Regions from separate parts of the Homo sapiens genome. Here region 1 is linked to region 2. Evidence: chromatin contacts called from ENCODE Hi-C data. All regions are on one chromosome and are shown on one strand. Each heading gives the region's core, a stretch centred on a gene start or an enhancer-like site at or near the end of the contact. The rest is flanking DNA. Distances are from core to core; before and after follow the strand shown.

Region 1 (3,347 bases), core at 43-2,542, 370 kb before region 2:
TCATTCTCTCCTCTGTGTCTGTCTGTTGCTCTAGTGCCTGATGTACATGTTAATTTATTTGTATTGGGTCTCACAAACTCGATTAAAAAAAAAAATCCAAAACCTGAAAATTGTTCTTGGTAATTTGACTAGACAGGAGGAGACTAAGCAGGTGCTTTGTAATCTATGTAAAATGTGAGTGCCAAAGTTCAGAGAGGTCAGTCCACCTAGGGAGAAGTAGTTGTTATGGTAGATTCATGGGATCCATGTGGGTCAGGGGAAAATCAAGATGGAGCAGGTGGCCGGGTGTTGTGGCTCAAGCCTGTAATCCCAGAACTTTGGGAGGCCGAGGCAGGATCGCTTGAGCCCAGGAATTTGAGACAACAGTCTGGGCAACAAAGCAAGACCTCGTCCCCTCAAGTCCCCCAAAAAAATTAAAAAGAAAAGATGGAGCACTAGGCTTGGCACAAAGCCATGATGGTAACATGGTGACAACAGCAGTGGTGATACTCACAGCTGCCATTTATCTAGCATTTATTATGTGCCAGGGTTGGTTGTAAATGGCAGTAAAAGGCAGAGCCAGAAATCTACAGGTTCCAAGGAATGATATACACCCAGTTTCTAGCAGTCTTCCTTTTCTTCTTTCCCAAATGAGGGAAAATGATGACCTCTATCTTTGCCTTATGTGTTAGCTGTATACGACTCTGATAACAACAACAATAATAATAATAATAATGGTAGTGATAATAAAGTAGTATAAAATGAAAGTAATAATGTAAACATGCCCCCATATACTGCCTAATTATAGTAATATATAATTATATAGTAATATGTACTTGTAATATAACTAATATCTACAGTAGATAATTACCCTCTGTAGATATTTAACAAATCTTCATCTGTTGCAAGTCATTCAACAAGTATTTATTGAGTGCTAGTAAATACATGATTTTCTGCTATCTGAGATCAAGCGATAAACAGTCACAGTCCCTGCCCTTATGTATTTTTGTTGTTTTGTTGCTGTTTTTCCATAAGGAGAGGTATTATGTTTTGTGTATAGAGCGGTTCAGACAATCATAATGCTTGATTCCAAATCAGAAGACCCAGATGCTAGTTTTTGGTTTGATAGCCAGTCACTTTAATTTCTTAGTGTCATCTACACTACATCATGAACAAATAAGGTGTTAGACTAGATTTTTACGAGCTCTGCCAGCTGTAACATTTCATTATTTGGTTTAGAGTCTGTGACATCCAGTGTTGGGAGGGCAATTTGGCTGACTGGATATAAAAGGGCAGCCTTTAGTTTTGCCTACAACCTCACCATTATTTGGTCTATCAAGTCTTTTTCATCTTGTTTAATGGTAGTCAAATCTTCAGAAACCTGGCTTTTTATATCTAAACTAATATAAAAATGATAATGGTAAGAAATCTAATTTAGTTATCTTTTTTTTTTCTGGAAAAGGAAACCATCAACAACAACAACACACACACACACACACACACACACACACACACACACCACATGATTGCTTGCTTGCTTAGGGAGGAATCAGAGCTTCAAAAGTGAGCTGATTCCAGCCACCAGCTGTCATCATATGAGGAGCTCTTGTGAGTTGATCGCCCATGAAAGAGGTAAGTTATCCTTTCTCTTCACTAATCTACATCTGTAGTATATTCAATACTTACCCATCCTTTATCCTTTACCGTGTGGTTTTCCATGGCTTCATGAAATGCTTTAGCCAGACAGGTCAAGGTTTAAAGGTGGTTTTCTTTGTTTTGTTTCATTTCGTTTGCAATGAAAGTTAATTGCTAATTGAAAGTTAATTGATTTTTCTAGGAATGAGCCTCTAAACATGGCCACAGCTCAGTGATACTGACCAACCAGACATACCTTTGCTGGACCTATGCAAACATGAAACAGGTAAAGAGAAGTGAGTATGTGGCATTCATCAGAGAAATAAGACCAATGCGAATTTTGTAAGCAGTATACAGGCCTGTCGAACATGATTACTTGGAAAATTACTAACTAAACCTTTTTTTAGCCTTTTCACATTCAGTTAAGATTTCATGAAGAGTTGTAAGAGAAAAGCTTTTCCAGACCCAGCCATGAGTACTCTGCTTTACTCAGAAGAACCACAAACTTTGAACAGCTTGATAATCCAGCATTTCTGAAACTTTTCTTTGCATGTGTGTCACTGAGGTATCTTATTAAAGCACATATTCTAATTCTTTGGTCTGAGATGGGGACTAAGATTCTGCATTTCTAACAACTTCCAAGTGATGCTAATGTGTTCCTGATGCTGGGACCCTATTTTAAGTAGCAAAGGTCTTGTTGGAATCAACCCAACCAATGGAAGGCAAACAATCACAATTCTTGACTGTGAGTTTTGGACAATGATTGTCTATGTTCAGATGGAATTTTATGAAGCTAAACGTTACCTTTGGCCTGTATAGTGAGTATACTACAACTCAAGTGGAGGGGTGTGTGTTCATATTTTCTCTCAAAAACAAAGCTGAAAAGCCAATGGGCACATGGGCAGCAAGGAGAAGGATGCTAGAATAAAATCTTATTGCAAAAAGGTGGAGATCAATAATCTGCAGCTATTTCTTTTTCTTTCTTTCTTTTTTTTTTCTGAGACAAGGTTTCACTCTGTCACCTAGCCTGGAGTGCACTGGCGCAATCATCACTCACCACAGCCTCGAACTCCTGGGCTCAAGTGATCCTCTTACCTCACCCTCCCAAGTATCTGGACTACAGGCTTCATGAAATACTTTAGCCAGACAGGTCAGGGTTTAAAGGTGCGCCACTACAGGCAAGCACCACTATACCCAGCTAATTTTTAAAATTTTTTTTAAAGAGACACAGGTCTCACTTTGTGCCCAGGCTGGTCTCAAACTCCTGGCCTCAAGCAATCCTCCTACCTCGGCCTCCCAAAGTGCTGGGATTACAGGCATGAGCCATGGCCCCTAGCCCTATTTCTAATGTATGAATAACCTGTTCTCAAGTTATCTTAAGAAATAAAGTATTTCTTTTTTGAAATAAATAAAAAGTAGCTATACAGACCACATTAAAATGAATTACTTTCACTTGAATTAATGGTAGGAAAATTTAGGATAACAAATAAATAAGGAACAATCAGAAAAGAGCTATTTCTCTTGAAGATGGGATTCACTCATTCAACAATTTATTGAGCCCTTTGCAAAGGGGCCAGGTGCTGTGCTGGGTGCTGGAGATACAGAGGCAGCCCCCTCTGTCAAAGTCTCACATTCATTTGGGGGATAGTGACTCAAAACAATTCTTAAAATGAATTAAACTGTGATCTCTGAAGGAGAAATGGAGCATTTTGAGAACATTTGAACTGGAGTGT
Region 2 (3,243 bases), core at 411-2,910:
GGTGATGGCCACGCGCATCCACTCCATGAGGGGCGGCAGCAGCATGAAGGGCCTGTGGGGCAGCAGAGAGAGGGTCAGGCCTGGGGTGGGGTCCCTGCAGGGCAGCAGAGAGAGGGTCAGGCCTGGGAGGGTGCTTCTTGTGGGGCAGCAGAGAGAGGGTCAGTCCTAGGGTGGGGGGCTCCCTGCTGGGCAGCAGAGGGTCAGGCCTAGAGAGAGTGCTCCCTGAAGGGCAGCAGGGGACCCCTTAAGCACACACATGCTCACAAGTGGCAACCAAGGCTGATCACCCCTTGCAAGGGACCTGCTCTTTCTGCTCACAGAGACCCCGACTACCTGCAATGCACAGAAGGAATTTCCATCATGGGCCATTAGCAGAACCTGAGGGCCCTCAGGTGGCCCAGGGAAGGAGCAGTTCCCCAGTGTGTGGAATTGGGGACCTTTCCCCCTCCAAAGAGTTCAGTCAGGGTCGCCAAGTGTTCTTCTATGCAGAGGGGAGAGGCTGCACAGCTAAGAGTCTCACAGACCCAGGTCCAAACCCAGGGCTGCCACCAGCAGGGTCAGGTCACCATCCCCTCCGACAAGCACACTCGAGTCTGGTTCTCCATCTGTAGCACACGTGTGATACCTCCTTATGGAGGCTGTCATGAGGCCAAATGGGATGATGCATATTAGGCTGTTGTACAACATTAATGACCACTCCTTCCTCATCTGGCACCTAGACTGAGGTGGGCTGACACCACTTCGTGTGCCAGGCCAGGTTGCCCCCAGTTTGGTGCTCAGAAAAGAGTAGTGGCCTCGGCCGGGCTCGGTGGCTCACGCCTGTAACCTCAGCACTTTGGGCGGCCAAGGTGGGTGGATCACGAGGTCAGGAGATCGAGATCATCCCGGCTAACACAGTCTCTGTTAAAAAATACAAAAAATAAGCCGGGCTTGGTGGCGGGCGCCTGTAGTCCCAGCTACTCTGGAGGCTGAGGCAGGAGAATGGCGTGAACCCGGGAGGCGGAGCTTGCAGTGAGCTGAGATCGCGCCACTGCCCTCCAGCCTGGGCGACAGGGCGAGACTCCGTCTCAAAAAAAAAAAAAAAAAAAAAAAAAAGAAAGAAAAAGAGTAGCGGCTTCAAGTCCCACAGGGAGGAATGGTCCTAGCGGGTCCGAGTATCACTAAGAGCCCACAAAAGCAGGGAAAGGCGGCGGCAGGCTTAGAGCTGCAAACTCCCGGGGCGCCGCTCATGAGGCCCGCTCTGTGCCACCAGGGGACGCCATGTGCACAGCCTGTGCTGGGCCCTGACTGCGGCTCAGGCCGCGCCCGCCCCTGCCCTCGGCGAGCGGCTCAGATTCAGCTGGGGGGCGGGGACGCGTTTCTGTCCTCTGCCAGCTCTGGCAAGGCTCCGTGTTGGAGCCCCCTCAGGAGACCACTTCGCCGTCCAACAGACCTCCCCGCCACCGAGGGGCCCGGATGGCAGCCTGTGGCTTCATGACTTCGTGGGACACCCACCTGCTCTGCCCAGAATGGACGGAGCTCTTTCCCTGCTCCATCACAGGAACAAGGCAGCCCTGGAGCCCTGTCCCTCACTCATGCTGTTCTCTCTGATGACAGCCCAAAAGTCAGCCTCCCGGCTCCTGCCTGTTCCCAGCCCTTCCCGATGCCACTCTTGTCCTTCCTTACAAATTAAGCCAGGGAGCGGGCAGGCAGCCAGGGGCAGGCGGCCAGGCCTCCAGCCACCCCAACTCCCTCGGGGCTCTTGGAGCGTCCCGCCTGTGCGGTCACTGTGGTCTCTCCCCTTGACATGCAGCTAAGTGCTCCCGCCAGGGAAAAGATGTCCATTCTCTCTCCTTGGCTAGGAAGTAAGCCACCTCCAGGGAGTCAGCCTGGGCTGCCCTCGGAACCCCTATCTCAGGTCTCCAAAAGCTCGGGTCATCTCCAGAGTTCTAAAAGTTTCTTCTCTCCTTGAGGGCAAAGAATGCTTTTATTTTAAAAAGTGGCAAACAAATATAAATGCTCCTTGACTTAGGATGGGGTTACATACCAATAAACCCATAGTAAGTTGAAAATATCCTAAGCGAAAACGCATTGAATACACCTCACCTACTGAATAGCCTACCTTAAACATGCTCAGAACACCTACATTAGCCTACAGTTAGGCAAGATTATATAAGCCAAAACCTGTTTTATAATAATGTTGAACATCAGTGTAACTTACTGAATACTGTATGAAAGTGAAACAGAATTGTTGTGTGGGTACTCGAAGTAGTTTCTACTAAATGCATATCGCTTTCACACCACTGTAAAGCTGAAAAATTGTAAGTTGCACCATCATAAGTTAGGGATTTTCTGTAATCAGAAGTGATCTTAAAGGTCTTTCCTTTGGGAAGGTATTCTGATGTTCTGGTTCTGTCATTTCCAATATTCCTGGGTTTGAACCACTTAACTGGTCCACTGAGCATACCAATCTGTATGAAGGGGAGGGCCACAGGCCAGTAAAGCCTCACTATCTCTGGCCCTCAAGGACTCCCAGAACCTCACCTCACCCTATCTCCTGCCGTGACTCACCCCTGTTACCAGGACACACCACCAGCACTCATGGACCTCAGGCCCACCCTGCCTGCTCCCATCTATGCATGAGAACGAACAGCTCTCACCCCTGCTTGTCTAGATCCTATTTATCCTTCAAGACTCCATTCCAATGCCACCTGCTTCAGAAGCCTTCCCAGATTCTCTCTCCCCACCCCCCCAAAAAAAAGGGGGGCTGGGTGCGGTGGCTCACGCCTGTAATCCCAGCACTTTGGTAGGCTGAGGCAGGTGGATCACAAGGTCAGGAGTTCGAGACCAGCCTGCCCAATATGGTGAAACCCCGTCTCTACTAAAAATACAAAAGTTAGCCGGGCGTGGTGGTACTCACCTGTAGTTCCGGCTACTCAGGAGGCTGAGGCATAAGTATCGCTTAAACCTGGGAGGCAGAGATCGCAATGAGCCGAGATCATGCCACTGCACTCCAGCCAGGGTGACAGAGTGAGACTCCGTCTCAAAAAAAAAAAAAAAAAAAAAAAGAGAAAGAAATATCTTCCTGCTCTGAGATCACTGAAAACTTTCCTTTACAGCAATAGCCATGAATGCATGTTGTCTTCCTAACCAGACTGTTCCTTCTAAGCACGGGAACAATGACTTCCTCATCTCTGTATTCTCTGAAATATGACCAGCCTGGGGCCTGACATGGCAGGTCCTCAATAAATGTTCACTGAAGCC

Evidence for each region. Hi-C counts contacts between places; a loop is a spot of excess contacts on that map. Pooled maps may share reads with other maps.
Region 1: a map of K562 shows a loop between it and region 2 (2.8-fold over the local background). The contact joins the promoter of LINC02722 here to the enhancer-like site in region 2. A Hi-C loop is called at or near these places in 3 of 168 maps with a recorded cell type or tissue (CD8-positive, alpha-beta T cell, K562 and naive thymus-derived CD4-positive, alpha-beta T cell) and 8 of 50 pooled maps.

The regions. Positions count from the first base shown.
Region 1 is chr11:33,803,476-33,806,822 of GRCh38, forward strand. LINC02722 (long intergenic non-protein coding RNA 2722) reads left to right here and starts at 1,293. Exons shown (of 3, transcript NR_187444.1): 1 at 1,293-1,399; 2 at 1,522-1,611; 3 at 1,817-2,205.
Region 2 is chr11:34,173,256-34,176,498 of GRCh38, forward strand. ABTB2 (ankyrin repeat and BTB domain containing 2) reads right to left here. Exons shown (of 17, transcript NM_145804.3): 4 at 1-52. Among named protein-coding and RNA genes, the nearest start is that of NAT10, 69 kb to the left of the region's middle. RefSeq lists enhancers at 328-1,250, 1,251-2,171. Within about 2 kb of position 1,661, at least 7 of the 41 ENCODE cell types and tissues checked have a DNase peak (open chromatin) inside an H3K27ac peak, as active enhancers do.